Linked DNA regions of Homo sapiens: region 1 is linked to region 2. A link is an interaction called in ENCODE POLR2A ChIA-PET data of the cell type or tissue named here. Cell type or tissue: A673. All regions are shown on one strand. Links, peaks and the distances in the headings refer to the core of each region. The heading gives the core; the rest is flanking DNA.

Region 1 (16,082 bases), core at 7,262-11,261, 370 kb before region 2:
CCTCCTTTGTTGGTTCACTGCGTTTGAACTTATGAGAGAAAAAGCTGTCAGAGCTCCTTGCATTTGTGCATGCAGCACAGCAGGGCCTTCAGAGCTGCCCTCCCAACACGGCCTGTCCAAGCAGACTCAGCCTGGCCAGGTAGGTCCCTCATTCGCTAAGGCTAGCGAGATCCCCTGACTATGGCCCTCCAAAGGCACCTCCACTCACCCAGGGGTCCTGGGAACTCTCCCTGCTCCGCCCCATAGGCTGGGTAGCCTGGAAGAGTCTTGCCACTGGGCAGTCTCTTCTTTGGTACCAGAGGTCTTGGCTGTGAGCCATAGTCCCTTCTGGCTTGAGATTAGTATGGTAGGTGGCATCTCCTGGACCCCTCCACCCCTGCAGCCTGTTATTCTAATCTTCCCCCCACCCTTTTTTTTTTTTTTTTTGTCTTTCACAGCCAACTCTGAGAAGTGGTTTTCCACATTTCTTCCTTTGGGAATTGAAAGCGTTGGGGAAGCACAGGCATGAGGAACAGTGAAGAGCAGGAGCTCTTACAGTCTGTCTGCTGGGGGGTTTAATTCACTATCTCCTGCCAGGCTCATTTGTCCATGCATCAAATACTTAATGAGCCTCCACTCTACGGGAAGCACTGCTGTGGGCTTGGGTGATACCATGTTGAGCAGACACAGACTCAGTTCCTGTCTGTATTAGTTTTCCTTTGCTTCTGTAACAAATTACTACAAACTTGAGGCTTACAAAAACACAAATTTGTTGTATTATAGTTCTAGAGGCCAGACGTCTAAAATCAAGGTGCCAGCAAGGCTGGTTCCTTCTGGAGGCTTCAGAGAATGATTTGTTTCTTGGCCCCTTCCAGCTTCTGGAGGCTGCCTGCATCCCTTGGCTTGTGGCCCCTTCCTTCATTTTCAATGTGCCTCACTCCAACCTCTGGTTCTGTCATGTCTCTTTTTTCTAATGTCTGACTCTCTTGTGTGCCACCTATAAGGCCCCTTATGATTACAGTGGGCCTACTGAGATAATCCAGGAAAATTTCCACATCTTAAGATCCTTCACTTAATCCCACCCGCAAAGTCCCTTTTGCGTGGAAGGTAACATATTCACTAGTTGTGGGGATTTGGACCTGGACACTTTTGGGGGTGCATTATTCTGCCTATGACACCATCCCCACAGCAGTTTTCACTTATGTGATTAGTTGTTAAACAAGTCACTGCAAATGCAAGGAGGAGAGGCAGCAGCTTGGCAGGGAGCTCAGAGGCTGCCCCCAGGAAATGACTTGCTCAGGACCTGGAGACTGAGGAAGATGTGACAGACACAGAGGGAAGAGAGGGGTAATTCACACAGTGGGCACAGCAGGCGGCAGGATAGGGAAGACAGGTGGCAGGACAGGACGAGGTGAGGACAGGGACTCTCTGACATTTGTGGGTTGGTAGGAAAGACAGGAGGAAAGAGGAGCCTGAAATGAGGCAATGGAAAGGCAGAGGCCAGAGAGCCTAGATTAGGTAATTTGGTTCAGGATTCTTTTCTTAATGTCAATTGGAGAGTGTAATCAGGGATCACAGACTGGCTTGTTTTTTGAAAGTTTCCTCTGGCTGCATTGTGTTAAGAAGACCCTGGTGAAGGGATTCTGACCGTGGCCAAAATGACAACGTAACTTCCCCCCAAAGATGTCCAGGCCTGAATCTCTGGAGCCTGTGCCTGTTATGTTACATGGCAAGGGGGAATTCAGATAGCAGAAGGAGTTAAGGTTTCTAACCAGCTGACCTTAAATGGGATAGTACCCTGGATAATCTAGGTGGGCCAGTGTAATCACAAGGGGCCTTAAATGTGGAAGAGAAAGGCAGGAGAGTCAATGTCACATTGATGTGATGTGAGAAAGACCTGACAGGTTACTGCTGGCTTTGAAGATGGAGGGGCCCATAAGCCAAGGAGTATAGGCAGTCTCTAGAACAGCGGTCCCCATCCTTTTTGGCACCAGGGATCAGTTTTGGGGAAGACAATTTTTCCATGGATGGTGTGGGGAGGGGAATGGTTTTGGAATGATTCAAGAATATCATATTTATTGTACACTTTATTTCTATAATTATTACATTATAATATATAATGAAGTAATTATACAAGTCACCATAATGTAGAATCAATGGGAACCCTGAGCTTGTTTTCCTTCAACTAGATGGTCAGCTAGATGGTCCCATCTGGGGGTGATGGGAGTGACAGATCATCAGGCATTAGATTCTTATAAGGAGTACCCAACCTAGATCCCTTACATGCATTCACAGTTCACAGTAGGGTTCATGCTCCTATGAGAATCTAATGCCCCACTAATCTGAAAGGAAGTGGAGCTCAGGCAGTAATGCAAGTGATGGGGAGTGGCTGTAAACACAGTTGAAGCTTCTCTTGGTTGCCTGCTGCTCACCTCCTGCTGTGCAGCCTGGTCCTAATAGGCCACGGACCAGTACCTGTCTGTGGTCCCGGGATTGGGGACCCCTGCTCTAGAAGCTGGAAAAGGTAAGGAAACAGATTCTCTCCTTGAGCCTCCAGAAAGGAACACAGCCCTGTGGATGCTTTGATTTTAGTCCCATGAGATCCGTTGTGGACTTCTTAACTCCAGCACTATAAGATGATGGATTCATGTTGCTGTGTTCATTTGTTACAGCAGCAGTAAGAAACTTATCCAGCTTGGAAGTTCAGGGGGCTATTGGGGATTTAAATTGGGAGCAAGGAACAGAGGTAGGGAGACTTGGTCAATTGCTCTTTTAGAGATCTTGCCCCTGGGATGTGGGGAGCAGGACAGATGCTTTGAAAAAGGGGGCTCTGACCGGGCGCCTGTAATCCCAGCACTTTGGGAGGCCAAGGCGGGCAGATCACGAGGTCAGGAGTTTGAGACAAGCCTGGCTAACATAGCGAAACCCCGTCTCTATTAAAAATACAAAAAAAATTAGTCAGGCACGGTGGCGGGAGCCTGTAGTCCCAGCTACTCGGGAGGCTGAGGAAGGAGAATGGCGTGAACCCGGGAGATGGAGCTTGCAGTGAGCCGAGATTATGCCACTGCAGTCCGGCCTGGGTGAAAGAGCGAGACTCTGTCTCAAAAAAAAAAAAAAAAAAAAAAGAAAAAAGAAAAAGGGGGCTCTGCCAAACAGCCCTAGGTGAGGGAGGAGCTGGGCCCTGGGGAGCTGAGAGAAATGAGGGTAAAGAATGTGCGTTTGTAGAGAATAAAGAATAAGAAGGTCTTGGCCACCTCATGGAGGGTGGGGACGAGAGGCAGGAGAGGAGGAGAAAGGCACGCACCGTATCCAGGGCCCGCTATGTCCTCAGTTCATAGAGTCTTTATGTCTCATTTCACAGACAAGGAAATAGAGGCTTAGAAGCAGAAATCAAGTGACAAGCTCAGGCCACAGGGCTGAACAACGATGATGTGAATATTCAAGCTCCTGTTGGTTTGGAGAGGCAGATACGGTCCTGCCAAGAGCATCAGCTCCACAGGTAGTGTCAAAACATTATGGGTTTGTGTGGTGGACACAGAGCTGCACTGCCCAGCTCCCCTTCAGGAAGGCACAGTGGCCAGCTGCGGGCGTGCAGTCAGCTGCTGGTTGTAAGCTCTTTCCTGTGTACCTTGCCCAAGGTTACACCCCCAGGGAGTCTGTATCCAACCCCTTAGGAGCCAGGGTGTGAGAGTCTGGCCACTTGGACCAAATGTGGATACTGCCAGGCGAGCCTGCTCCAGGCCCTTGGCTGACCATGGCTGTGTGGGGCCTGAGTCACAGATTGGCGTCTTCCTCAGCTCATCCTGCCCCGCCAGGATTGACCCCTATTAAACTCAGCCTCTGCTTCGAGGAACCTAACCTGCAAGAGTAGCAGAGCAAGTCTTTGGATAGATAAGACAGTCTTTGGAGAGAAGGAGGCCTCAGTGGAGGGCTGAGGGGGCTATGCTTTGCATTCTAGGTAATGTTTTCTCCAAGCTGCTTTTATTTTTGGTACAGAAAAATGAGACAGGGTCCTCCCCATGTTTAAAGCTTCTTTTGGTTTTCATTTTCTCTGCTTTGGAGTTGAGATGTGGGTGATTGCATGTGTCTGGCTGAGTGAGAAGCAGTGCTCCTGAGCCTGATGGCCAGGAATTCCTGGGAACTTGGTGTCCTTCTCCTCTGGCTGAGCCACGCCCAGGTTCATCTTCAAATCTGGCTGGCTGTGCATCTCACCTCCCTCACTCTCCAGCCCCCAACTGCCTGCATGTCATACTGAAAGCAGCAGAGGGCTGGCAGAGGATACCACGTGGCTGCCTGATTCATTTCCAAGAGGGAAACCGACATTATCCATTCAAAGGGCAGAGGGAGCCATTGTTTACAGGAGCCTTTCCTCCTCCATCCTGGCTTCACCTTCTGGGAAAAGTGGGGACGCTCCACCTGCGCAGCAGCTTGTGGTAGGGTGGAGGGGGCTTGGGAGCCACAGTGGACCCCCCACAAGCCCTCTACCAAGGACCACGTGACAACAGGGATATGCACATTAACCCAAATTATTTGTCTACTTCAATCCCTGAACACTTTGTGTATCAGAAATTCTCTTAAAGATAAAGTGAGGTCTTTTTATTAACAGAGGTCAGAATGCAGGAGAGAAGAGGGATGGGGAGCCAGTCAGAGAAAGGAGCGCAGGCCTTCTCTACTCAGCCCAACCTGCAGGCTCCTCAGTGATCCCGGTTATACCGCCTGTATATGCGTATGCAGTCTTGTGCTAGGAAGTGGCTGAAGCCTCTGTTCTGTAGTCTCTGCTGATTTCTGTGTTGTAAACATTTCCCCCACAGCTGATATCAGGCTATCCAGGAGACGTCACTGAGCACAGAGTAAGGAGGAGCTGGGCAGTAGCCCCCATCAGGGAGGATTCCACCATCAAGACACAATAGATACCAGACCCTTAAGAGCATAGAAGACAGTAAGACGCAGTAAAATAATTAAGAAGTGATGAGTTTGGGTATTTATTACCTTTGTTTTTAATATAATTTATTTAATTGTAAGTTTATGAAATTTAATTTTACAATGGCTGTGTTTAACCACTGGTTCACAACGTTTCTGATCATTTAATAAGTGACTTTCACGGGCCAGTGATGAGCCTACGGCACTGCACTCCAGCCACTCAGCAACTCCATGTCCCCTCATATCTATCATCCTAAATGCCACAAGGGGTGAGTCTGTGGGCTCAGCTACAGTGTGGCTTCCCTTACCTCCACCCTCTGCTCCCAGCCTACCCTCTCTCTCGCAGTGTCTCCGAGGGAACTGCAGATGAACTTTACTTCCTGGAGGGAGTGAGCATAATGTAGTGGAAAGGGTTTTTCAAGTCTGCCATTCACTTAGAATGACGTTGGGTGAGTTACTTAACTAGTCTGAGCCTTGGTCTCTCAATCTCTAAAATGGGGTAATAGGAGTTACTTCATAGGGTTACTATGCTTTTGATAGGGATTGTTAACTATATCCCAATATCTATGCCTCCCCCACCCCCCCCCCACCATTTACAGAGCAGTAGAATTTTTAGCTGAACAAATACTGTGTGGATTGAAGACTGTGCTTCCCAGCCTCTATGGCAGCTAGAGAAAGAAGTTCTTTTTTTTTTTTTTTTTTTTTTTTTGAGATGGGGTCTCATTCTTTCACCCAGGCTGGAGTGCAATCGTATGATCTTGGCTCAATGTACCTTCCACCTCCTGGGCTCAAGAGACTCCCCCACCTCAGCCTCCCAAGTAGCTGGGACCACAGGCATGCACCACCATGCCTGGCTAATTAGATAAATAAATAAATTCTGCTTATTGGGATAAAAGTGGAAGTGATGTGTGCAATACCCAGGCCATACCCTTGAAAGGTAAGAACATGCTTCCCTTTCCAGTGTTCTCTCTTTCTGCTGGCTGGAATGCTGATGTGATTCTAGGAGTAGAAGCTGCTATCTGGGCCGGGCACGGTGGTTCATGCCTGTAATCCCAGCACTTTGGGAGGCCAGGGCAGGAGGATCACTTGAGGTCATGAGTTTGAGAACAGCCTGGCCAACATGGTGAAACCTTGTCTCTACTAAAAATACAAAAATTAGCCAGGCATGGTGGTGAGCACCGCTAGTCCCGGCTACTCAGGAGGCTGAGGCAGGAGAATTGCTCGAATCCAGGAGGCGGAGGCTGCAGTAAGCCGAGATCGTGCCACTGCACTCCAGCCTGGGTGACAGAGGGAGACTCCGTCTCAAAAAAAAAAAAACAACAACAACAAAAGAGAAGTTGCCATCTGGACCATGAGGGAGAAGCCTCATGCTGAGTGGCAGAGGAACCAGGTACTAGGAGCCTTGGTCTGATAATCATGCGGTTACCTTACCAGCCCTGGTCTACCTACTCAGCTTTTTATAAGTGGCAGAAATGGTATTAAGCCTTCATAATTTTGAGTTTTTTTTTTCATTTTTGTATTGTAGTGAAATATGCATAACACAGAATTTACCATTTTAAGCAATTTTTAAGCATGCAATTCAGTAGAACTAAGTACATTTACAATGTTGTGTGACCATCATCATGATCTGTTTCCAGAATAGGTTTTTCCCATCTCAAACAGAAACTCTGTATCCATTAAATAACAACTCCATATTTTACCCTCTTCCAGCCCCAGATAATCCCTATCTTACTTTCTGTCTCTATGAATTTGACTATTCTAGGTACATACAAGTGGAATCATACAATTTTTGTCTTTTGTGACTGGCTTCTTTCATTTAGCGTGATGCCTTCATGGTTCACCCATGTTGTAGCATGTGTCAGAATCACTTTCCTTTTTAAGGCTGAATAATATTCCATTGTATGAATGTATCACATTTGCTTATCCATTCATTGGTCAATGGACACTTGGGTTGTTTCCACATTTTTGGCTACTGTGAATAATGCTGCTATGAGCATTGGTGTACAAGTGATTTTGAGTCTTTTTGTTAAAGCAGTGGAAACAATATACTAACTAACACTGGTCTTAAATAATGCACACAGTGTTGTTGCAGTGCCTGGCATATATTTCCTCTCTTTGCTCTTTTTTTCTTTTTTTTCTGGAGAGTAAATCAAGGGATGTGGTAAAGAAAAGTTTGGGATGAAACCAGTGGCTGGCTCAGACCAGCTCACAAAAGCCAATGGTTACATTTTCAGTAAATTTGAGAGCTGGGTGTTAAACTCATGTTGACTTGAAATTGGCCATGGTGGGGGTATTTACACTATGGTAATTGGCAAACAATATAAATCGGGGTTTTTTTTGGTTTCTGAGAGAGCTGGTTGTTAAACATTATGAGCACCTCCCTGGAGAAAAACCTTCTTTTGCTGGAGGCCCACAAGACTTTGTTATAATTCCATCTTAGGTGGAGGAGGCTGTGAAAATTTTGTTAATTATGTTGTTTATGGGTGAGCATTGTTGTATGTGAGGTTTATGAAGTAGACATTTATTTGTGCATGTATGTATGTATCCTTTCTGAAAATTACCTAAGGTCATGGCAGAGAGGAGACTAGCTAGACATGTTTGCTGTGTGTTGAGGGCTAGGAGAGTGCTTCATGTTGAGATGGCTGCTGATAAGTGGAGCCTCCATCAGCCTGGGGACCCCTGAATGATAAGAATTCACAGAAGCCCCAGCTGCCCTGTGGTGGACGGGTAGCACGAACAAGAAACGCGCCTTTGTTATTTTAAGCCAGTGAGGTGTTGAAGTTGTTTGTTCTGCATCATAATCTAGTTTATCCTGACAGATACATCCCCCAAGTGGAGATGTCTGGTAGGTAGCTGCATATATAAAAAGAGTGTACTAGACTCCATGTAAACGGCATTTAAATCCATGGGATTAGTTGAGCTCTATAAATGGAAAAGAAAAGCGGTCCAAAGACAGAGCTCCGGGGGTTCATCTATGTGTAAATGTTAGAGGGATGAGGAGGAACCAGAGAAAGAGTGAGAAGGGGTAATTGGCTAGTGGGAGGGGGAAGGCCAAGAATGTGGGGTGCTGGAAGCCAAGTGAAGAAAGGATCAGACAGGAGGAAGGAGAAATTTACAGAATGGTTGGGAGTGTAAGTTAAGGCCTGAGAGTCATCTTGGCACCAGCAAAGGGGAGGTTTCTGGGGACTTGCGAGGGGCCAGGGTACAGGCTGACTGCCATTAACTTACTGATACTCTCAACCATTCAGTACATTTACAAAAGATTGGAAGGAGGAGAGCTAGAGAGAGGGCACATAAGCCTTCCTAGGACTCTGATGCAAAGGAATGACAGAGGAGGCAACACCTGGAGAAGGACGTGGGGGCAACAGAGGGCTTGGGGAGAATTGCTGGAGCTGTTGAGCGAGAGGGAATACGGGACCTAGGGCAAAGGAGTTTCCCATAGCTGGCAAGGTCCATCTCCAGGAACAGGAGTGAGGGGAGAACGGAGACACAGAGCTCAGAGGATGGGGGAAAGCAGGTGGGCGCCTGTGCAATGCCTCCTCCATGTAATGGGAAGCTCGTCACCAGAGGGAGGCTGTGAGGCTCTGAGGGAAGAGAGAGGCAGCAAAGGCAGAAAGCCCCTGGACAGGGTGGGGCCTGTGATAGGCAGACCTCTGGGGGGCTGCTGCCCCTGCTCCCACTCCCCATGTGGGCAGCTGTCCAGCTGCTTTCTGCCCCACCAGCCTCAGGGAAAGAAGATCTCAGAAGGCAGAAAGGCAAGGGTAAAGGGTAAGGCTGGCCTGGAAATCCTTCCCTGCTGGCTATCTGCCGCCAGGTAGAAGTAGGCCGCCAGGTAGAAGTAGCCCACCTGTCCACCAGCCAGTCAGCGAGCAGACCTCCATCTTCTTTATTAAACACCTTCTAAGCTCCTGACACTGAGTGGTTGCTGGGTATATTAAAGTACTGTCTTTCCTACTAGACTCACTGCTGTGTCATGTGACTGGAGCTCAGTTGGCAATGAGACTCTGAAGGAGGAGCAAGTCTTTCTGCCTAAGAGGTGAAGGCAGAACTTTGTAGGAGTTGGCATTAACAAGTCAGCAGTTTTTTTTTTTTCTTTGTTTTGAGACAGAGTCTTGCTTTGTCACCCAGGCTGGAGTGCAGTGGTGCGATCACGGCTCACTGCCATCTCTGCCTCCCAGGTTCAAGTGATTCTTGTGCCTCAGCCTCCTGAGTAGCTGAGATTACAGATGTGTGCCACCATACTTGGCTAATTTTTTGTATTTTTAGTAGAGATGGGGTTTCACCATGTTGGACAGGCTGGTCTTGAACTCCTGGCCTCAAGCAATCCACCCACCTCAGCCTCCCAAAGTTCTGGGTTACAGGCGTGAGCCACCGTGCCCTGCACAAATCAGCAGTTTTTCGTTTTGTTTTGTTTTTCTCGGAAGAAGACCAGAAGGGCATTCCTGCAGAGAGAATAACATCGGCCAAGGCACCCAGGTGTGAAGGTTTCAGCCTGCTGGCCTTACCTGCTGTAGAAGAGGCTCCCAGTGCAAATAAGTCTTTGTAGCTGTCAGGAGAAGGTTTCTATGGAGAAGAATATTATTCAGGAAGCCTAAGGGGGCTTGATGGACAAGGACACAGGGAAGTGTCCCAGGGTGAGAGGGAGACCAGAAAATGGACCCTTTGGTTATGGTAGGCCCATGTTCACTGAACTGAATTGTTCAAAATCCAACTCTAATGTCTGTGATGGGGACCCTGCAGGGGCACCCTCCTTTAAGTCAGTAGTCAGAAGCTGAGCTTAGTCACTAAATTGGCAGTGTCACCTCTGGAAGGGACAGCTGTAGTATTTAAGTCACATGTGAGCCATCACATTCCTGAGTTATTCAATCACAAGAAAATTGATATCTCAAATCTGCAGAGGAGAGGAAATGAGCTAATATTTCTTGGGGGCTCTTTGAAATAGCAGATAACATACTAAGTACTTTGGCATTTTCTCCCTTAAGCCAACACCTTCGCTTCTTGTACATGTTGTATCTATTAAGAAATAGGGGCTCAAAGATGTGCTGCACAACTGACACAGAGCCAAGGTGGCCAACTAACAAACCTGTGCTCATTCCCAAATGGCATGAACCCAAACATCTGTGGAGGCCAAGCGAACATCAGCTCAGGTGTGATGATAAAGGGCAACTGAGCCTCCCCTTAATTAGAGGGAGTGACAGGGGGACTGTGTGCCTCATGGGAGTATAAGCCCAATCTTTCTGTACCTTTTAGCTTTTCCAAAGAAGCCAGAAATCTGGATTTTGAATGAAGTTTCCCATGTCTGAAGTATAATTACTTAAAACACTGTGCTGCCCAAACAAGACACATTGATGGGTTAGCCCCCAGCTGTGAGTTGCCATATTCCAAGTGTCCTAGTTGGGATTGCATTTAGCTGTGTGTGACACATTCCTGCTAGGGTAGTGCAAGCACAAAGGAATTTGTCTTCTCCCATAACGAGAGGTCTCAGGAGGTAGTACAGGGCTGACGTGAGCTCTGCAATGCTGCTGTCATTGTCCCAGCTGTGTTCATCTTTCTGCTCCATTCTCTTGAGTGGGAACAGCAAACAAAATACAGTTAGCCATCTGTGTCCATGGGCTCCGTATCTACAAATTCAACCAGGATGAAAAATATTTGGAAAAAAATAATGCAAATAAAAAACCAATGGAGTGTAACAACTCTTCAAATAGTATTTACATTGTATTAGGTACTACTATAAGTAATTTAGAGATGATTTAAAGTACAGGGGAGGATGTATATAAGGTATCTGCAAATACTACTCTGTTTTCTATCAGGGGCTTGAGGAGAAATCTGCAGATTTTAGTTTTCAAGGAGGTTCTGGAACCAATCTCCTGCAGATATCGAGAGAGGACTGTACTCAGCGTGTGTAAGCAAGGCAAGATCAGGGATCTGTCTGGTTGAAGTTTGCTTGCATTGCTCTTGGTGCAGACCTCCACCAGTGAAGTAAATCTGTAGAGGTACCTGCTGTGGGAAGAAGCCATTGTCCCCTCTGAGGGGTGCTTTCTTCTGAGTTGGCATGAGCAAAGAGGAACTTAGAACCTGGCTTTAGCTCTGCAAGTGAAAATTTCCTCCAAGTAAAATAAGAAAGAGTCTACATTCTTCTCTTACTGAAGCCAATCTAGAATGTCCTCTTCCCTCCCCTGATCTCTAGCTCATCTCACCCAGGTGCAACTTTCACATTCTTTCCATAAAAATTCTCTGGATTGATAAAAAATCAATCTACCTGAGCTGGATGAGAGATGAAACCATCCCTTGATATAAAGATGGTTTGAAGTAGAAGGAAAACCTCCCTGTGCAGGGGTGAGGCTGGGTTGGAAGAGAGTTGGAGGCTAGGGAAGTGTTGAGTGAAGGTCCTTCCTGGGACTCATGGACTTCAGCATTTCCAGGGAGACAAGGTGAGTGGAGTTTCAGGCATACCCTAGAGTGTGTTCTTTTCTACCTGCAATATTCATGAACAAGAACACTATTTTATTTTTCCTGTTCTAGGGAAAATTCTCCCAAATGGTGAGATAGGGAGAAAAGCCCTCCTCCTCCCTCTGGCCTCCACCCAGGCTCAGGTTTTTTGTTTCAGCTGCAAGGGCTGTGGCTGGTATCTTTTCCCCTTCTCTCGGTGAGTGGGAGGAGCTGCAGAATATGTTAATTCACACACATCAAAGATACACAAAGACCCAAATGACTGCAGAAAAGAGAACAACAGGATGCACAGAGCCTTAGCCTAATCAGTTAACTTACATTCTTTGCATAGAGGTTTGGAAGAAAAAATAATTACCAGGCTAAGGAAAGCCTTCCTAGCTTCCAAAATTCCAATGACTTTCTCCACCAGGATTATGCTGGGATGTGGCAGAGGGCACACCAGAGTCTGTAGGGCTTCCACGCAGGATATTCAAGTCTCAGGTGGTCGGCAGGCACAGCTTTCACAGCCAGGCCTTGCTTGGGACTCGGCCCCCGAGCATTGGTGAGAATTCTATTTAGGTCTTCCGTCTTTGCACATTTATTATTACTGGTTCTGGTGGGGTGGTTCTCTTTGAGGCAGTTTACACCGTGAACCTGAGTTGAACTCAGGCTCTGGCACTTACAACCAAGTGACCTCGCAGGTCTGTTTTCCCAGAAGCAGACCACTAGATAAACCTTTGCACGAAAGTGTTTCATTGCAGAATACTCCTAGGAAAATACAATAGGGGGACAGGAGAGTGGGGCCAGGAAGGGAAGGAGGCCAGGCAGGGTGCAAAGGGGCAGCATCGAACACAGTCCCATAGAAGGAGGAGGAAAGGCTCCCACTTGGCTCAATTCTGGTGGAGCTCTGGGGTCAGTGGAGACCACACCTGAGTGTGCCTGTCAAAGGCAAGGGAGCTAGAAACATTTATAGCCCTGCACCCAACAGTCTAAGGTTCAGGGCTTACCTGGCACACCTAAATTCCCAAGGACCCCAGACTCTTGTGGGTAGGCAAAGTAGACCCTGGTAGTCAGAGGCAGCTGTTCTCAAAAGTGACAGAAGCCAGGCACATGGGAGTTGTTGTTCACAACACTTGGGCAGTGGCTGAATCTGCTACAAGTGACCTCAAGCAGTTGACTTAGTCCGTAAGACCCATGTGAAAAACGGGGATTATAATGTACCCTCTTCACAGGATTGATGTAAGATCAAATAAGATGATACATAAATGTAAAGCACCCTGACAATTACTGCTCAGACATGGTGAACTCTCACTAAATAATACTATGATTATGCCGAACAATGGCACAAATTTAACTTCTGGATCTGTAGCCTATTAAGTCAACCCACCTTTCTCCTGTCCCCATGAAAGGCATGGCTACTCCATCCTGAAGGACCCTTGCCTTGTCATCCTTGTTGGGGCTGAAATCCTGGTAGCCATCATCAATCTACCTGAGCTGGATGGGAAGTGAAACCATTTACCTGCTCTGAAGTGGAAGGAAACCCTCCCTGTGCAGGTGGCCCGGTTCCTGCTCCCTGAGCCCTTCAGCATGGCTGTTCCTACCTGCCAGTGTGGCTCCTTCAAAGGGTTCCATGCTGAGAGGCTGGCTGCTCATTTTGAAGATGTGGATACCACTCAGATATTTTTGGAACTTGACTTTAAAGCCTGTCTAGTTCATGGAACAGCAACGTCAATCACTTTTTACTGAGCATGTACTACGTGCCACACATTCTACCAAAGGCTTGCTAGGCAATAGTTACTTAATGTTCACAGTACCCTGGGAGGTAGGTGCCACTATCTCCATTTAAAGATTTCCCCTCAGGGATACTGAAGTTGGAGGTCTTAAGAAGCTTCCTTAAAGTCACACACTCAGGAAGAGGCATCTTGTCTACCTCCTTAGCCCACGTTTGGAGTCATGTGCAATTAATCCACTCACTCCTTAAACCTATGCATTCCCATTTGTGCGTATCGAATTTTATAATTATTTCTAATCTGCCTCTAAGATTTAATAGAGGTTAAGCTTTCTATGTGAGCTCACTCTTTCTTTCCTTCTTCTTCTCCTTCTTCCTCTTCCTCTTCCTCCTCTTCTTCTTCTTTTGTTGCTTTAATAAAAGTGTTTAAAATAGCAGTTACCAGAGCTGCTGTTTTCTCTGCCTCTTTCGCCACCAGCCCACTGCCCTCATCACTGATGTTTATCTCGTGAGACCTAGGCCCCAGTTCTTTGCATTTAGAGGAGACAGCCCACAGTCCTGCAGATCTGAGATCTTGCAGCCTTTTTGCAATGACTCTCAGTTCTTACATCTTACATGAGAGTCATAATCCTAGGTCAAAGGTCAGTTCTTACAACTTTCAGTGAGAGTCATAATCCTAGGTCAAAGGTTTTTGGACTCCTTCCTCTCTTAGAGCTCTTCTGCAAATGATTCTTATTTGTGCTCAGCCAAATGTGCCTGTCCTGAAGGAGACAGGTACAGGGAAAAGAACAATGACTGCTTCTGCCTTGCTTGGCCCCCTGGAAGTGCAAAAAAGCTTAAGGTGTCACCAGCTCTGCAGTCCACACCAGCCTCTTCCTTGCCAGTTAATGGCATCTGTTCACCAACCAGCAGCAACCAGCTCATACCTCAGCCATTCTCCTTTCTTTTCTGCATTCTGAACACCAAGTGCAGAGACTCTGCACTTTTTCCATCTTCTGCACATGATATTTTCACAATGTACCAAAGTTCATTGTGGGCAGAGACTGTGTCTTAGTAAACACTATAAGAAACAGTGTATAAAGCACCAAGACAAAATTAAAAAAAAAAAGAAAAAAGAAGAACTAAGATATGGGCCCTACCTATCTGGAAGCCAGGTTTGCTGACCAAAGAACTCCCCCTGTGCCAGAGAGACAAGTCAACAGTGATGCTTGTGGAATTCTCTGGTCCCACCATGTTCCTGATTATCCACAAGAATCCTCCCCTTCAGTAGCAGCTGTGGAAGGGGGCCCATGCTGCCATGTAACCTTGGATGAAGTTTGCTCTGGATTAAGGGGCTGTTCTGGAGATTTATCAACCTCACCCCCTTCCAAATGGAAAGTGTTTTTGAACTTGCCTTGCTTGAATTGCATTATTGTATTTAGGATGTGTTAGTGAGGACTGTTGTTACAATCAGGTTGCAAAATTATGAGGAGGAAACACAAGGCTTGACTGTTACAGAACCAGGGAGAAACAGATTCCACTGGAGATTGTGGACTCTGAGAAAAATGGTTAACAAGGTCATCTCTGGGTGTAGTCACACAGCTGTGACTGTGGGTGTCTCTCACGGGTAAGTGCATGTTTGCACTTTTAGATCTTGGTAAATGCAGGATCCTTTAAAAATGTGCTATGAGAAGAAGGATGTGTGAGCCTGGCAGGCACAGAAGTGGAATGAGTGCACAGGTTTCCTGGCCCGGTCTGCCTCGGCCACTTCCAAAGAAGTTGCCTTGCCCACAGAACAAAAATAGAACAATCAGCCTTTACCTTCAACAATTGAAACCAAGGATGCAGATGTCGCAGGTGACTGGTGTGAAGCCAGGAGCCTTGTTACAGAGGCCTGGGTGAGGTGAGCCAGCAGGGTAGGAGGGCCAGGGGAGGAGGGAGGAGAGGAGAGTGCTATTTGGCTTTCTGAGGGCCTTTTTTCCCTGTAGTGGTGGAGCTGCCTCTCTTCCTGCTGTTTTTCCTGGGCAGCTCCTTCCTTCCCATAAACTCCCCTTCCTGACCAGTAAGAGGGCTTCTGATTCTTGTAACCCCTGACTAGGGCAAATGCCGGCCAGCTTGACCTTCCAGGCTTTCTCCACCCTCTCCACCAAAGGCATGTCCATAAATGCTTCAAATTCCTGAGTGCAGGGACTGTGGTGCTTCACCCTCATCCTCGCCTCGCAGACTGTCCTGGGTCTGGCTCATAGCAGGAGTCCCATGGCTGGTGAACAAACCGTGACTCTCTGGAGCCACATCATTCTTCCTGTAAATCAGCTGCCACCTGACCAAGGCCCAGAATAGTCCAGGCCCATGTCATCCCGAGCACTCTTGTGTGGAAAACAATGAGCCACAGAGGTGCAGAGGCAGTTCACCCACTGCTGAGTGTGCTGAATTCTGGCCTCCGTTGAATGTGTGCTGATGACACATGCCATCTTTTAAAGCTTGTAGAGCCCCCTATTGTCCACAGGTACAAACACAAAGCATTCTGATCACCCTGCAAAGCAAAATGAACCCAGGAGTGGGTGTCATAACTGGATCCTAGAAGCAGAACTCCCCAGTGGGTGTGAGGACCAGTAGCCTCAGAATCTCCTGGGGGATTGGTAGAAATGCACATTCTTGGGCTTCCCCTGAGACCTGCTGGATCAGAATATGCATTTCAACAAGATCTGCTCCCACTTCATCCCCATTATTTACTTGCATGTTAAAGTCTGAGAGGTGCTCATTCAGAAACACATTCAGCTTCATAAACAATATTTCTAAAGTTCTAGATACTTTTCATGTTAAGAAGAAAGAGTAGCACCCCCATGCTCATGCCCATGACAGAAGGGGGTGCCATGTGGTCGTTCAGAGTGTGAGCCTGGCTTCAGAGCCCACTGCATGACCTGGGTGGCCTCCTAACTTCCCTTAGATTCAGTTTCCTTATCTGTAAAATGAAAATAAAAGCAGGAACTACCCCAGAAAACTGCTGTAGGGATTAAATGAGAATATACATATTTAAATAGCTTAG
Region 2 (16,082 bases), core at 8,111-12,110:
TTGGCAGAACTTCTATGCCATATCCAGTACTAGGAAGTTGCCAAGTTTATGTCCTTAAAATAAAGTGGGTTCCAAGATAGATGGCAGAAAGTGGGAAATGTGATTTTTCTTGATTGGGTAACTAAGAACCACACAGCATGCGGGAGCCATTTTGGGCCAAAGAGCTGTTCATTTAAAGTGTTTATTGACACCTGGAAATAGGGTTTAAACTTCAAATGCTATTTTCACATCAAGTTTATGCTATATAATTTCATAATGGTGATAAAATCCAGGCAGCTACCAAAAGGAGAGCTCCCAAGTGATCTTACTACTGGGTTTCCGTAGTACAGACATTCAGGATCCTGGACCCGCTGAAGCCAGGGGAGGAAGCACCCTGGCGGGTCACTGGCTGATGGAAGGACAGGCGCCGTGATGGTTAAGTGTGTCCATGTTGGCTACCTGATTTCTTTTCAGCCAGTCTCAGCTTTGGTTGGTTTGTTTGACTGCCTCAAATCCTCGGTGGTCACCCTTATTTTTTATCTGGAATGTGTTCCCCACTCTGTAGAGGACTGAGCAGGGAGATTGCTGTGCATCCTTGAAGGGTTCCATTTTGACCCTGATCATCCTCAGTAGACATGGAAGCTACTCCAAGCGTGGCCTTGGAGGTTTGGGGACCCTGGACAGCATACAAATGGAGGGGTGAGGGGCAGCCGAGGGAAAGAAATTACTCAGAATATGCAGTAAGAACCATGTCTGGTTTCTGGTTTCTGTGTTTGGCAACACAGTAATGGGATTCCTTGCATTTCTCCCAGAAAAGCATTGGTGGGGAAAAAACTTTGTTCTGGGAGGTATGGTGATCATCAAATGCTATGAAGGCCCACACTGGACATACTTAAGCTGTGGAGGGCTGTGTTTCCCTTTGAGCATTTATTGAAGGCAGATCCTCTTCCCAGAGAAATACCAACACACAGGTAAGTTTGTGTTCAGGACCCGGGACTCCTTGGAGCCATGGATACCCACCCATGACCCCTATGGGATGGGGAAGTTCACAAAAGGCACAACGAAAAAAAGTCTTTCAGGTGGGGCTGGGGAAGGCAGTGAAATGTTAGCATATGCTTGCTTCCCGGTTCTCACTTCTGGCTGTTCTCTGTCCTCTCTCCACCTCCGGCAGCAGCAGCACAAAGGCATCTCTACGCCCATCGGCCTGCCCCAGAGACCTCCCTGGCATGGTGTGGTGGGGCAGCTGGTGTTGTGAATCAGGCCGTTGCCAATCAGAGAACGGCTACTTCACAACACCAGGGCCACACCACACTACAGGCAGCATTCCAGCTCCAGAACCCGCAAGGGCGCCCTCTGGCGAGGCAGCTACACCCGTCACAGAGGACCCTCGGCTCCAGAACCCAGGCACGCGGCTTTCCAGTTCTGGGCTGGCTGCTGCAGCTCCCCTGCAGACACTGGCCTCCTGAGGCTGCTGTTTATCCCCCAACACAAATGCTCCACTTTTAAAGAAAAAGACACTCCTGGTAACATTAGCTTCCTACAGAGAAAATGGTGCTACCAGGTTTCCCACTGTGAAAATGAAGTTATGGGCCATCAGGAGGGTTAAGCGCCACTCAACTGAACATTTCCTCCTAGGTGCCAAAACACACAATGGTTGCGGAGTTGGGACCTTTGTTTTGATACTTGGTGATGGTAGCTTTGAATAGGGCAAAGTAGAGGGAAGGGAGGACCTAGTAATAGGACGGTGGCCTCCTGGAGAGAGGAAGGCTCTTTGTAGCCACACATGCAGGTAATGCATCCACTTCCTAGATGGTCCCAGGGTCCCTGGAAAGCAAACACCTTTCTTGGCCAGGGAGAGTTCCACAGCTCTCCATCAGTGCATGTCCCAGTGACCTGAGGGCTGGACGAGAACCAAGCATGGGATTGTTCCTAGGGCACTGATCTGCCAGACACTCCATCAAAGGTAATACTTGCCATCACCTGTGCTGACAGATGGGCTTCCTTTCCCCAGGTCCTTACAGCCATGGACCCAGCAGAGCTGGAAAACTAATGGAGGTCTCTAGAGTTGGAGTAGTATTTTGTGCCTAACTTAAATCTTATATGTGACATCACCATTTTTCAGAGCCCAAGCAAGAGTTTTCAAGATAGAGTGGCTGGGTTGGCTGGTGTCCTTTCCATAACGCTAATAAAAAGGAGGATATTCCTCTCTCTAGTTTTCTACAGGACAAAGATCCAGAGCCACTCTGATTAACTCAGGCCCAGTCTATAGTCTGTTTGTATAGGGTTCTTGCTGCTCTGAAAACCAGAGAGACGGATAAAAACAAGCACCATGCAAACCTTGCATAGCACCCAGGTTACATAGAGCCTGAGTTAACCAGAGCCACCTGCATCTGTATCACCTTAGAATTATGGAGGGTGAGTCTACTTCTGTAAAGTTCTATCCCTCACTCCATCCCTATATCGTTAAGGGCATCTCTGAAATTTGTACTAAATTATGTTTAGGGACAAATATCTTCAAAGCAAAATAGTCCCAGTTTTCAGAAAGGGCTTCTTGCTGTCTCCTAAGAATTCATCCAGTTACCAACTCCCCTACGACCAACGGAGTCCAAGCTAGAGCCACTCATGGTGTGGTCCATGGGTGGCAGCTTCAGCATGTTGGAAAAGCAGGATCCCAGGGACCACCATGCACCTGCTCCATCAGAATCTCCAGTGGCCAACTCGGGGAACATAGCCAGACCTAATCTCTATAAAGAATGTTTTTAAAAATTAGACAGGGGTGTGGTGGCACACACCTGTAGTCTCATCATCTCCTCAGGCAGCTGAGGTGGGAGGACGTTTTGAGCCCAGGAGTTTGAGGCTGCAGTGAGCAGAGATTGTGCCACTATACTCCACCTTGGGTAACAGCAAGACCCTGTTTTAAAAAAAAAAATCTCCAGTGGGGACAGCAAGCTGGGCAGGAACTATGTTACAGGCACTCCAGGGGATGCTTCAAAACCACTTCCACCCTTTTTGGGTCTCCCCACAACCTCTCCAGCTTCCATTTCAGCCTTATCTCTTCCACATGTTATAACCAGAATGATCTTTTCAAAATGCACTCCTAAATCACGCAAATGCCTCCCATTCCTGGCCTTATAACTGCTTAAAGGGTTGTCCTCACGCTAACTTCAGTGGGACCCATGAATGACATCCACTCCCTTCCCTACCCTCCTCCCTTTTTATAAGATCCCTCTGGCCCCTGCCCCAGGGCCTTCGTTCAGCTCCACCCTATCTAGAAGGCTCCCAGCTGCCTCCAGACTCCCATCATTGATGCCTGACCGTCCTCCAAGTTTCAGACAGAGCCAACTCCCACTACCCAGAAGGCCAGGTCAGGTAACAGCTCTCCCGTGCACTCAGCAAGCTGAATTCCATCCCTTCAGAGCATTCATCTCATTTTGTCATTACTCGTTCATTAGTGGGAATCTTTGCTGAATCTGTGTCTTTCCCACTGGTCATAAGCTCCTTGAGGGCAGGAATATTCAGCTTCATTCACTGCTGTACCCTCCAGCCTAGTTCAGTGTCTGGCACTGAGTAGACACTGAATAAATCTGTTCAATGAATGGATGAGCACAGCCCAAGCCCAGCGTCCTTCAAGGTCAGACACTCTTGCTATTTGTTGAAGCCCTGGGTCTTTGTTTCCTTTCAGTGGTATCATCATTAATAGCAGCAGGCAATTACAGAATAGAAACTGTGCCAGGCACTGCCCTGAGCCCTCCATTTACATTTAGCCATGTACTCGGTACCTCCATTTCCTCCTCATAAGCAGGCAGGTCATGTAACCACCCTATCAGGTAAGTACCAAGACCACACCATCCATATTGTTGGTGATTGGTGTCGCTGCTGTTTAAACCCAAGCACTCTGGCCTCAGAGTCCATGTGCTGAGCCACTGCTCCCTGCTGCTGAGGAGCCAGCATGAAGGGGACAAAGCTGATGATGGAAGTCCAGGGCCGCTCCCAGGGACTGAGCAAAGCCTTCTCCATTCTCAGAGGCTTCCACTCTGGTTTCTTAAACCAGGTAGACCAGGCAGTGTTCTCTCCCTTTGTGCATTTGTAGATTCTAACCTTGTTTAAAGCACTTCATAATGGAACCTGATTAAAAACCTAATAAAATATAAAATGGGGTCAAGTCCAGAGAGAGAATGAGAGAACCATTTAAGATCCAGAGGATGCTCTACTTAATTTTGGTATTGAGCTGCTGAATTCATTTGAAGTTTGTACAGTGACCTTCAGAGGTTGAGACTGCAAAGGCAAATTGTGCTCCCCACCCACCTCACCCCACCCCTGCCCAGAACTCTTTCCTCAAGGCTAGCCTAGGGGAGCACAACCTTGGGCTGCTTCCCCTGCATGCTTAGATCCAGCCAGAGCCCCCCTGCTGGGCCACAGACCTCCATCCCCATAGCGGCTTCTTTTCCAAAGTGCATTCACCTCATTGAGAACAGCCTCTCCCCTCCTGAACATTCCAGACATTCCACTCAGGCTGACTTAATGCCACCTGGCCAGAAAAAAACAGTGTCCATTCCCCCTTTTCTAAAACCTTGATTTTGTGATCGTTTGAACCTTTGAGTTTAGAATCACTGTATTATAACTTCCTTGGGATCCTACCTTTGCAGCTAGCCACATTCCAAATTATAAGACTCTCTCTGGAAGCCCGTTGTAGACAACCAAAAGCCCTGATGATGTAAGGGAGCTCGCCAGACACACACTTTCATACTCACCACCTTGTCTTAAGCTGCTTACCATCTGCTGGCCCCAGTCAGCTCTTCTGGGAAAAGCTGCGTTTGGAAAAGGAGTTCCCCGAATGTATTTAATATCAAATGGAGCAATGGTTCTCAAAGTGTGCTCCCTGGAGCAGCAGCAGCACCAGCATCTCCTGGGAACGCTTTAGACATGCACATCCTCCAGCCCCACCCACCCCTGCTGAGTTAGAAGCTCTGCGGTGAGGCCAGTGCACTCAAGTTTGGGAACTACCAATATAGAGTAAAAGATGGGGGAGAAAACCCCTTGAGTATCAAATTTAGAAGGCCACAATAGTGAAGCGTCTGTGCCTACTGTTTGCAGAATGTGGAAGGTTTAGGGTGTTTACTACTGTATGTTGAATAATGATTCTCTTAAAACTTTTGTGAATTGTAAAAGTAAATCCCTAGGAATGCTGGGCAGTGATAACCTGACTCTCCCATTTTCACCTGCATACACATACCCAGAACATCCTTTTCTCCTTCACAACAGGGAAGTTGGAAGGTAAAAGTTATTTTCTACCAATATAAAGTCTTAGATTTTTATTTACTAAATTCTTAACACAGTACATGGCACAGTTACCTTTTAAAGGCTTTCCATTTCTTTAATCTGAGCCCACAGCAACCCCATTTTAAGGAGAGGAACTAGAGCCAGAGAGATTTAGGAGCCAGCCTGTACCTCAGGAATGAGAGACATTACTTGCGGGAGCAGAGATTTGAGCTCGGCAATACTCCCAGACCCACACTTGCCCTTGCTTTTGATTTTCTACCTCCCTAATGAACAAGTGGGGATCATGAAAGTCAGCTGTGCCCAGCTTACTTAGAGCACCTGTTTCTGTCTGAGCAATGAAAAGCCATTTGATTGGCGGTCAACTTGGAGAAACCTTGACCCTAAAAGATAATGCCATAAAGACCAAACACACTGGGCGATCATATCATTTCAACTTGACAAAATTTGTCGTACTCTTTTCTCGAGGTGGACTTCTTTTTTTGCTAGTGGCAGGGGTAGATATCCTTGTTTTGCTGGTAATTATCACCATTTACCTTAGACTTCATAGGTGGTTTTTTATGTATTCCTCATGAAAGCCATAGCCAAAGACCTTTTCAACCCCAAGCATCTGTCTCTTGGTAGGTACTGGCTTCAGGCAAGTGGCTTCTCTCATTAAGAAAATACAGTAATTTGAGTGTCATTGCTACAAGGGAAGTGTTCCTATGTACTCCATCACACCAACTGCAGTGAGACTATCAGGAAAGCTTTGGGTACCCTCCCCAGGAAAACTGCACATCACTCTGCTGAAATTTCAGGAAAAGTTTACGGGTCTCAAGGACAGAGTTGAAGTCAAAAAATTTCACCTTCATGTTAATTTTTTATGGATTTTTTAAGGGTGGGGGGAGGCAAAAAGATTTATTTCACCATTCCCTTTGTCTTCTTAAAACTCAGAAGAAACCTCACAGACCAATGAGAGAGTTTGAAATCGCTATTTTAAGAGGCATAGCATAAAAGAATTTTGATAGAAAAGTAGAGCAAAATAAGCAGTAAAACCTCATCCCTAACATTCTCCAGCTGCCTGACATCCTGGTTCAGTTCCAGAGACTTGGACCACTGCTCCCTAGTTCCAGGGGGTGGCACAGGAGCCAAAAACGAGACCTGAGGCTGAAGCCCAACAGAAGATGAAACTTGGGAGCAGCCTCAGCTTCGGGAATCCTCACTTCCTGGCACAGCAGGTTTGGGTGCCACAGAGCCCAGGGCTAGACACCTGCCAGCAGTCCATCAGTCACAGTCTCAGATGAGTGGCATCAAGGTGGAGCCCACTGAGGTGAAGGAAGGAGCTGTGAGGGACACCTGCATCCTGCTGCAGAAATGTCTGCCCCCCGCCTTGTCCCACCGCAGCTCTATCTCACAGTTGGAGAAGCAGAAGCAAAGCAACCTGTCCTGGACCATGCAGCCTGGTCCTCTGTTTCCAGAGCCAGAGGTCTTTGTGCTCTGAAACAAAGACAGTGACCCCATTAACCCACTGGCACTTACTGTGTGCCAGGCACTCAGCCTGTGTTGTCTCATTGCAGCACAGAGCAGCCCTGGGAATGGAAGCAGTGTCATCATTCCCATTTTTCAGGTGAGGCACAGGCTCAGAAAGGTCAAGAAACTTGCTCACGGTCTCACAGCTGGTGAGTAGGTTGTCAGACTCCAAAGATGTGTGCTGCTAACCCTGCCCAAAGGGACTTCATCCTCCTCCCTCCTTCCCAGGCAGTTCTCCCAACCACCCACCAACAGGCAACGTAGGTGTGATTGCCTTCAAAGTTTTCTACTTGCCTTCAAGCTTGAAGCACTGGAGACTGAGGGAAGAGAGCACTGGAAGTGGAGGAAGAAAAAAGAGCTGTTCCCTCCAAGGTTGTTCCCTTGGGCCTGACTCGACTGGAAGAAGCAGGGTGTATATGTGTGTGTGTGTGTAATTGACTTTGTGACCATGAAACTGAGTTAATACTCTTCTGTCTTTGCCTGTTTCTTCTTGTACATCACCTAGAGGAATACCCATTAATGTTTAGAGGCAGAGAACAATAGAAAATAGCACTGTTCAAGGACCAAAAATTTAAAAAGACTGCTGACATACAGCATAGAATGTGAAAGTCCCTGATAATCTTATCCCTAGGGATAACCACTTGCCATTTTTTTACAATTTCAATTTTTTATGATTATAAAAGTCATACACATTTAAAAATACTTCAAAATAAATACAAAATAAAAATAAATGCTTCATTGCTTAGGTTACCTTGGTACATGCAAGGTCTGAGACCACATCCATCAATGCAGTTTGCTGCGTGGATTACCAGATCTCTCCAACATTGACCTCAATTTTTTACTCTGAGAGCAAACAGAATGGGCAAGGGCTGACCTGAAATCCTTTTGAAACACAAGCTGGATCCTAGGGCTTTGACCTCCACTGCTCACTGCCACATGGGATCCGTCTCTGTGCCCCACTCTGCCCCAGCCCCACTGGCCTTCCTGCTGCTGCTCACACAGGCCTACTCTTAAGGCCTTTGCATACTCTGTTCCCTGCAGAGGCCTCTGCCTCTGAACAAATGTGGGACCCATCTCTGCCAAGGCTGGGAAGCAAACAGCCCCCACTTTGCCTTGTCAGCCTGTGTTTGCACCATTCCTGTGGTGGCCTCTCCCAGCTGCTTTCACGTGGGATTTGAGCTCTGGGAAGCTGGAAGTTTGTGGAGTCCACTTCCCTCATTTTGCATATATGGATGATAAAGCCCACAGGCAAGGGCTCTGACAAAAGGAAAGATTCCTTCCATTTGGCATTGTGATGCAGAGGCTGTCACAGACAAGCCTGGGAATTTGGGATACATCTTGCTGAGCCTAGAGACAGAAAAGAGCTTCTAGGCTGCCTTCCCTGAGCCCCGGGCCAGGCCCCTCCAGGACACACTTGCATGGCACCCTGTTCTTTAAAACACTGCACACCAACGACTATGCAAAGGATTAACTGACTTCTCAATATTCTTGTTTTCTACCGAGTGATAAGCTTCAGAAGGACAAGGTATGAGTCCGTTTTGCTCTTTTGCCTTCCCCAGCACATGGCACAATGCCCAGCACATAGTGTTTTGAGAGACAGCTGACTGGCTGTCTCATACAAGGCCCTGCTCTGTTGGGCACAAGGGCTGCTTAACACATTCCTATGCTACAAAAGACAGTGCTCCTCTCCAGGAACCACCAAATAAATTCAGATACTAATGCCAAAAAGAAGGCAGCATCAGCTTGGGAAAAGAGTGCCTTTAAGGCACTGTTTCTCTCTATGAAGGCAGTGTGGAATGATAGGGATGATCTAGGACCTAGAGGAGAGACCTTAAGTCTTACTTGCAGCCAAAAGCCTTCAAACCTGAGCTAGCCAGAACTGTTACATCAGAATTCTCACCCATGACAAGAAGCCTGGAGGGAGTCCAGGGTTGATGGATTGACTTAAGGTGTCATCAAAAGCTTAGACTTTACCCTTCTGCTGCACCACCCTTATTGCCTTGTTGTCACAAGAGGACTACTGCTGTTCAAGTCATCACTTCCACATTCCAGAAGGAAGAAAGGAGAGGTAGAGGGCCAGAAGTATCCCCTCCTTTTATCAGGAGCCATTAACTTTCCCAGAAACTTCCATGTCCACCCAGCAGACCTCCACTTACATCTCACTAGGCAGAACTCCTATCACTTGGCCACCCCAGCAGTCAGGGAAGCTGGAAGGGTGAGCATTCAGCTATAGAGAGTGGAAGCACAAGCAGCAAGGGAAGAACAGGTCAGTAATTGCTGTAGAGTTTCCTGCCCAGCAGCATCTGCCAAAACTAGGTAAATTATTTTTTAACATAATAGTATTTTTGTGGATTTTCTTACAAAAGCAATGCATATATATTGTTACTTTGAAAAATAAAGATTTTAAATCTTCAACAAGCCCATTACTCAGGAGTGATGACTGTTATTCTTGGTTTATTAGCTTTCTAGATCTTTGTATTTTTTTTAACGTGGGTAGAACCACAATATGGGTTGCTCTGAAATTAGCCTTTACACTTGGCATTGTGAAAAATCTTTCCAAATCATTAAATGTTCTCTGCAGAATTACATTTTATGTATTTGTGTTTTATTGAATAAGGCACATAATTTGTTTATTCAGTCTCTTGGTGTTCGGCATGTTTATAACAGTAAAATGTGAGAAACCAAAACTAGTGATTCTCCTTGTAGCTCAATCTTTGACCCAGATGTTCCCCTTCTAGGAATGTCTTGGAGTATCTGTGGTTGTGTACATCTTTAGAGCTTTTGAAACTTCCCACCAAATCGCCTTTTTAGATGAACTGTTCCAATGTACGATCCCAAGAAATGAGAGTACCCATTTCCACCCCCTAAAATTTTCACCAACACTTAAAAAAAAGACTGGGGAACAGGAATGGTAACCTAGCCCAGCCCTCTTGTTTCCAAGATGAGAGAACAAAGGGAAGCACTTGCACAGGACATACAGCATGGCCAGCCTTGGAACCCAGGTGGCAAGATGGAAGGCCAGGCCCCTCCGGGGTTCTCAAGGAGAGACGGACAAGGTCAGAAGACTTCAGGGGCATGATGCCTTGTAGACCATGGGTGTGTGCAGTCCCTGGTCTGGCAGTCCCTGGGTGGACAGATTTGCTCATGACTCAGCATCGTATTTCAACCCAAGTTGTGTGACCCTAAGCTTCTCACTTAACTGTTTCTGGGATCAGTAAAAAGAGGAAATAGGGCCCAGAACCAGGTCCTGTTGTCAGCCATCATGTCTGTTAGGGACTGAATTGTGTCCTCCTAAACTTATGTGTTGAAGCTCTAACCTCCAATGTGATTGTATTTGGAGATGGGACCTTTAAGGAGACAATAGAGGTTAAATTAGGTCATAAGGGCGGGACCCTAATCCAATAAGACTGGTATTCTCCTAAGAGGAAGAGACTCCAAAAAGGTGAGTTACCAGAGGAAAGATCATGTGAGGACTCAGCGAGGAGGTGGCCTTCTACAACCCAAAGAGAGAGGCCTCAGGAGAAACCAAACAGTCCAAGCTACGTTGATCTTGGGCTTCTAGACTCCAGAACTGTGAGAAATACCTTCCTGTTGTTTTAGCCAACCAGTCTGTGGTATTATGGCAACGGCAGAACACTCATACAGTGCCCCAACAGGTGTAGCAATCACTGCTACTTCTCCTGAATCCCAAGCCACAAGTGTCAGATACCCTAAAACTGGAGTCAGATTCTTTCCATAATCCTTGAATATGCATGTGGCAGATGCTATGGGTGCCCCACGCAGGGCTGTGATGGACATTTCCCTGCATGCTGACTGCATCCACGCCACCCCTCTCCAGCTATATATACTTGAAGCTCTTGCTGGTGCCCTGGGAGCCGCTCAGCCTACATACAGGCCATAGGTGCTAAGTACCTGGGAGCCAACGCCCGTGAAGCTGTATTCCACCAGTGAGGAATGGAAGTCAGAATTGTCCCAACATTCTGCATAGCTCCCCAGATGGTCTCCAGCAGGATGGAACCCCAGTTGCCCATCTGGACTGGTTCATTGATGCCCTTTATTGGCTCATATTCCTCTCCTCTCTTACACCTCCCTCCCCTGCAAACTCATTCCAGGACCGCTTCGTGGAATGTCCTCTCAGGTAAACTACTTGCCACAGCATTTGCCTTTGAGGGAACCCAAACTAAAGCATGTGAAAAAGCTGTGGGAGGAGTTGTTGTTGTTGTTTTAATAGATTATATTTTTAGAGCAAAACTGAGTGGAAGGTACAGATTTCCTATGAACTCCCTCCCCCATACCTACATAGCCTCCTCTGTTATCAGTGTCCCCCACCAGAGTGGTACAGTGGTTATAATTGATGAGCCCACCTTAGCACATCATTATCACATAAAAGTCCATAGTTCACATTAGGGTTCACTCTTGATGTTGTATATTCTATAGGTTTTGACAAACTTAATGACATGTGTCTTCCACTATAGTATCATACAGAATAGTTTCACTGCCCGATTCTCTGTGCTCCACCTATTTATCTCTCCCTTTCTTCTAACCCCTGGCAACCACTGATCTTTTTACCTTTGATGTTGTATATTCTACAGGTTTTGACAAACATATAATGACATGTGTCTTCCACTATAGTATCATACAGAATTGTTTCACTGCCCTAAATATTGTCTGTGCTCCACCTATTCATCTCTCCCTTTCTCCTAACCCCTGGCAACCATTCATCTTTTTACTTAATTTTGCCTTTTCCAGAATGCCACATAGTTGGAATTATACAGCATGCAGTCTTTTCAGATTGGCTTATTTAACTTAGTAATATGCATTTAAGGTCTTTCCATGTTTTCTGTGGGTTGAGAGCTCTAAATGACCTTAGGTTTCACAGTGACTTTTTAGATATGACACCAGAGTCATGATCCTGGAAAGAAAGAATTGGTAAGCTGGGCCAGGCATGGTGGCTAACGCCTATAATCCCAGCACTCTGGGAGGCCGAGGCAGGTGGATCACCTGAGGTCAGGAGTTTGAGACCAGCCTGACCAATATAGTGAAACCCCATCTCTACTAAAAATACAAAAACTAGCTGGGCATGGTGGCGTGCATCTGTAGTCCCAGCTACTGGGGAGGCTGAGACAGGAGAATTGCTTGAACCTGGGAGGCAAAGGTTGCAGTGAGCTGAGATTGTGCTACTGCCCTCCAGCCTGGGTAACAGAGCGAGACTTTGTCTCAATAAATAAATAAATAAGGAATTGGTAAGCTAGACTTTACTAAAATTAAAATTTTCTCCTCTGTGAAAGACACTGTGAAGAAAATGAAATGACAAGCCACAGACTGGGAGGAAATATTGCAAAAGACATATCTGATAAAGGACTGTCATGCGAAATATATGAAGAACTCCTGAAACTCAACAATGATAAACAACCCGATTTAAAAATGAGCCAAAGACCTGAACAGATACCTCACCAAAGAATATATACAGGTGGCAAATAAGCATAGGGAAAGATGCCCCACATCATATGTCATGAGGGAAATGCACATTAAAACAACAGTGAAGTACCGCTACACCCCTATTAGAATAATCCAAGTCCAGAACGCTGACAACATGAAATGGTGAGGATTGGAGCAACAGGAACTCTCATTCACTGCTGGTAGGAATGCAAAATGAGACAGTCACTTTGGAAGATGTTTTGGCAGTTTCCTATAAAACTAAACACATTCTTTCCATATGACCCAGCAATAACACTTCTTGTTTTTTTACCCAAGGGAGTTGAAAACATATGTCCACACAAAAACCTGCAGATTGATGTTTATATTATAGCAGCTTTATTCTTAATGGCTAAAACTTGGAAGCAACCAAGGTGTCCTTCAGTAGGTGAACAGATAAATAAGCCATGGTAATCCAGATGATGGAATATTATTCAGAACTAAAAAGAAAGCTCTGTTTTTAACCCAAGACAGACCCAGGTGCATATACACACACACCACCCAAATAGAACATTTGCTCAGGGGGCAATGAGCAGCCCCTGAAGCTGCAGAGCCCAAGTCCTTATTATGGGGATGATGGCAGTTGAAGCAATGGCCTCTGCCACAGGACATCAAAGCAGGAGCCTTCAAGTTAGACATAGCTATGTCCCAATCCCAGCACTCACACTCACTAGCAGGAAAATCTTAGGGGATAACTAGCTACGTCTGCATTTCATCAACTGGGGGAGTGGAAATAACACCAACTTCACAGGATAAGTGAGAGGCCTGAGAACAAGATAAAACAGTGTCAAGATAAAACTCTGTGCTCAGTGGAAGGCAGCCATGGAGCTGTGCAGCTCAGATCTCCCTACCAGGAAGGAATTCCTGTTCAGCCACAAGGAACACAGTGAGCTGGCAGCCTCCTGCTGCAGAGCCTTCAAGTATGCCTCAGCTTTTGAGCAGAGGCCGTACTCTTTCCGGGCAGTCGCCAGCTAAAGACAGAGGCACAGCAGAGTACTAGGGCCTGGCCATTTCTATCCAACATAGGGCTTCTCTAAGAGGAAACCTGTGTGCAGGAGCTCTGTGTTGAACTGGCTGAGACCATCGGGTCATACTGCAGGCTGAGGTTCTCCTGCCCAAACCTGCCTCCTCTCCTTTTTCTCTCACAGGCATCCCACTCCTCCTGCCCCCATGCAAACCTCTCTCACTCCTGCTTCTCTCTCACCTGGGTTCACTGAAAGAGGATGCTAACACATCTTTCCCTTCCTCCCTTGTTTCTATACCTACTGCACAAAATAGCAGCAACAGAGACAGGTTTTCATTGGGTTTCATTTGACAATCTCTAGATATTTTATCCTGGTGGGATCCTCCAAAGGAATCAGGATCATTCAGGGCTCTTCCATGCAACCAAGAGAGAGACCCCAGTTCATTGGATAAGAAAAGGCATAAGAATTCACTGGAATACTATGGGATACTCGGAGAACTTAAGGAAAGCTAAAGAACCAGGGTAAGAACCAGATGGCTCACAATCTCTGAGAATTAGTAAGCTCTCTTTTTTCAGACCACCACTGTTGACAGCAATAAGCTCCTGTCAAATTTTTGTCCTTGTAACATCCCACTCAGGGCTCAGATTCCAAGGAGAAGGTGTCTAATTGAACCAGGAGGTGGTGGGGTGCTCTGAGAAGCAACTATTCTTCCATTGATGGACAGACCCACTGACCTTGTGTCCAAAGCAAGATCAGGGCACCTGCCATCAGAAGGTGGATGGATCTGCCAGGTGGCTAACTCTACCCACATCATCCAACAGAATCTAATGGGAGAAGAAAAAGTGTCCCCCCTTCTCCAATTACTGCCAAGAGCTCAAATGTATCTCCAATTCATTTCCACCTAACCACCATCTATTCCTACCCTAAGAGTTTAATTTGAGTTTCTTGGGTTCAGTATCATTGTGCCTAATCTTAAATTTTTCATCCTCGCAAGTATCAGGAGTCAAGGATATGTTCAAACACTCTCAAAAATACTTATTTGGGATATAACAAGCTGCTTTTCTTTCCTCCAAAAGAAAATAAGCCCTCCCTGACCCAACCCTTCCCACACTTGCCACCAGCACCATGATGGAGGACAATCAGCCTTGAGAGTACCAGTTTCATCATCAGGCCCTCAAAGGTCTCAGGATTTATTGAAATCTTTAAAGGCCATTTCATGTTCCTTTAACTTTCCAAGTTAAGCTCCTCATCCCAACACAAAAGCACTTCTGATAGCTGGGGAAATTCATTGACATCCAAGAGGTCCACAGCAGGAGATGTGGCACCCTGCCCATATCCTCTAGGCAGGTATTCACCTTTAAACCGTACAGGCTGCTGCCTGCCCACTCTCTGCCTCAGAACTTTTGTAGGGCTTTATTTTTGTTTTGACTGCTCAAAGGTCATACTGGAACTGCAGAGAGTAAATCACCCCTAGGGAGAAGCCCTCATCCAGTGACAAATGGGGACTAAATAAATGCACCAACTCCCTTGTCCTTGGGGGAATACTGTGTGCTATATGGTCTTCCAAGTTCCTCGGTGGGACTAAGCTCCACTTGCCCACAGCAGTCACTTTTGAAAATGCACCTGTACTGGCCGCCTTCCTTTCCTGTCTCACTTCTCCTCTCTACTGCTGCTTCCTTGGATCCCCTCCCAAACAAATTACTTGCACATAAATCCTTGTCTCAGTCTGTTCCCCTAGAAGTAGACTCCGAGACAAAGCCCATCTTTAACCAGTTAAAGTTTCTGTCTAGAAACACTTAGAGCACAGCAGCTTCCCTCTGCTGCTGGCAGAAGTCAGGGAAGGAAGCACCAGGCAGGGGCCTCTGGCCAGCTGAGGGGACACCTATCTGTGCAAGCCACCCACCTTCTCCCCTAAGCTACTCAAGAGCCCAGACCTTGCGTCAGAGCGGCGGGTTCTGCCCTCTAGGCCTGGGTGGTGCTAGGAGGATGCTGCTAGGAATGGAAGGGATGCAGATGCCAACAGCCTTTCACTGCCTATAGGCACATTTCACACTGACAGGCTACCGGGGGTGTAACACTATTTTTATTTAAAACACCGGTTGCCATAGTAACATCCACATGACCCAATACTTATTCTAAGTCACACAGAAAATACCCTTGGGAAGGAATGAGAGAAGCACTGTGTGAGTGCAGTGCAGCCCTGGGAATCAAATAGCAAGCAGGCAGCGCCTGGAAAAGAAAATGCCACCACAGCCCACCTGTCTGAGCTCCTCCTCCAAACACCTGCCCAAGTCTTCCTGTGGTTTGTTTCACTTTGCAATTGATGAAAATGTTCAGAGGCCTATGGAGAGTGCTGCGATCTGCCCAGGCCTTGTGGGCTGCAGCTCTTCTCTGGAGGTCAGAAGTTTCCTCCAGAGTGACCTCAGCCACAGGTCAAGATGGGTGCTAAGAACCACCTTCAGCCCTAGGCACAGGGTGGTGAAGTGTGCAGGAGGACAGGCTTCCAGCTGCAGCCAGCTTTCCACAGCAGCTAAGGAGGCAGGGAGTTTACATCCCCACCATCCTGAAATGGGAAGGCCTGGTCTGGACCATGCCACCTGGAGGGTACCCCCAGAGGAGAAAAGGAAAAATCAAAAAGGAATTAGCTTTTAAGGACCAGAAGGAAAGCTCATTCTGTAGCAGCCCCCACCCCCTGCATGCCCTCCCTGACCTGGGCCATCAGGATTTCAGTTTTTATGCACCGATAGCAGTTTCTTTACTTCCTCATTAGCAAAAGCCCTAGGCAGACAATGTTAACATCTGAGGCCCTCAGAGACACTGAGGACCCCTGAGTGTCCCTGTGAGGCCTACAGAGCTTTGGACAGAGGCTATGATGGT

The links. ChIA-PET counts read pairs that join two places held together with the same protein. Peaks named below come from ENCODE experiments on the same cell type or tissue, not always from the same donor. Only the 100,000 strongest peaks of a DNase experiment are listed, where the experiment ranks them.
Region 1: POLR2A ChIA-PET joins it to region 2 with 8 read pairs; 3 of 35 experiments call an interaction of 5 or more read pairs at or near these places.

What each region holds. Positions count from the first base shown.
Region 1 is chr3:43,744,158-43,760,239 of GRCh38, forward strand. No RefSeq gene overlaps it. Among named protein-coding and RNA genes, the nearest start is that of ABHD5, 61 kb to the left of the region's middle. RefSeq lists an enhancer at 9,088-10,287. In A673, for the core only: no CTCF peak of the experiment used is centred there; a DNase peak (open chromatin) is centred at 9,744.
Region 2 is chr3:44,113,014-44,129,095 of GRCh38, forward strand. LOC124909489 (a long non-coding RNA gene) reads left to right here. Exons shown (of 5, transcript XR_007096256.1): 5 at 1,151-9,351. It overlaps MIR138-1 (microRNA 138-1), which reads left to right and starts at 1,199; the gene lies at 1,199-1,297. RefSeq lists an enhancer at 1,244-1,743. In A673, for the core only: no CTCF peak of the experiment used is centred there; no DNase peak of the experiment used is centred there.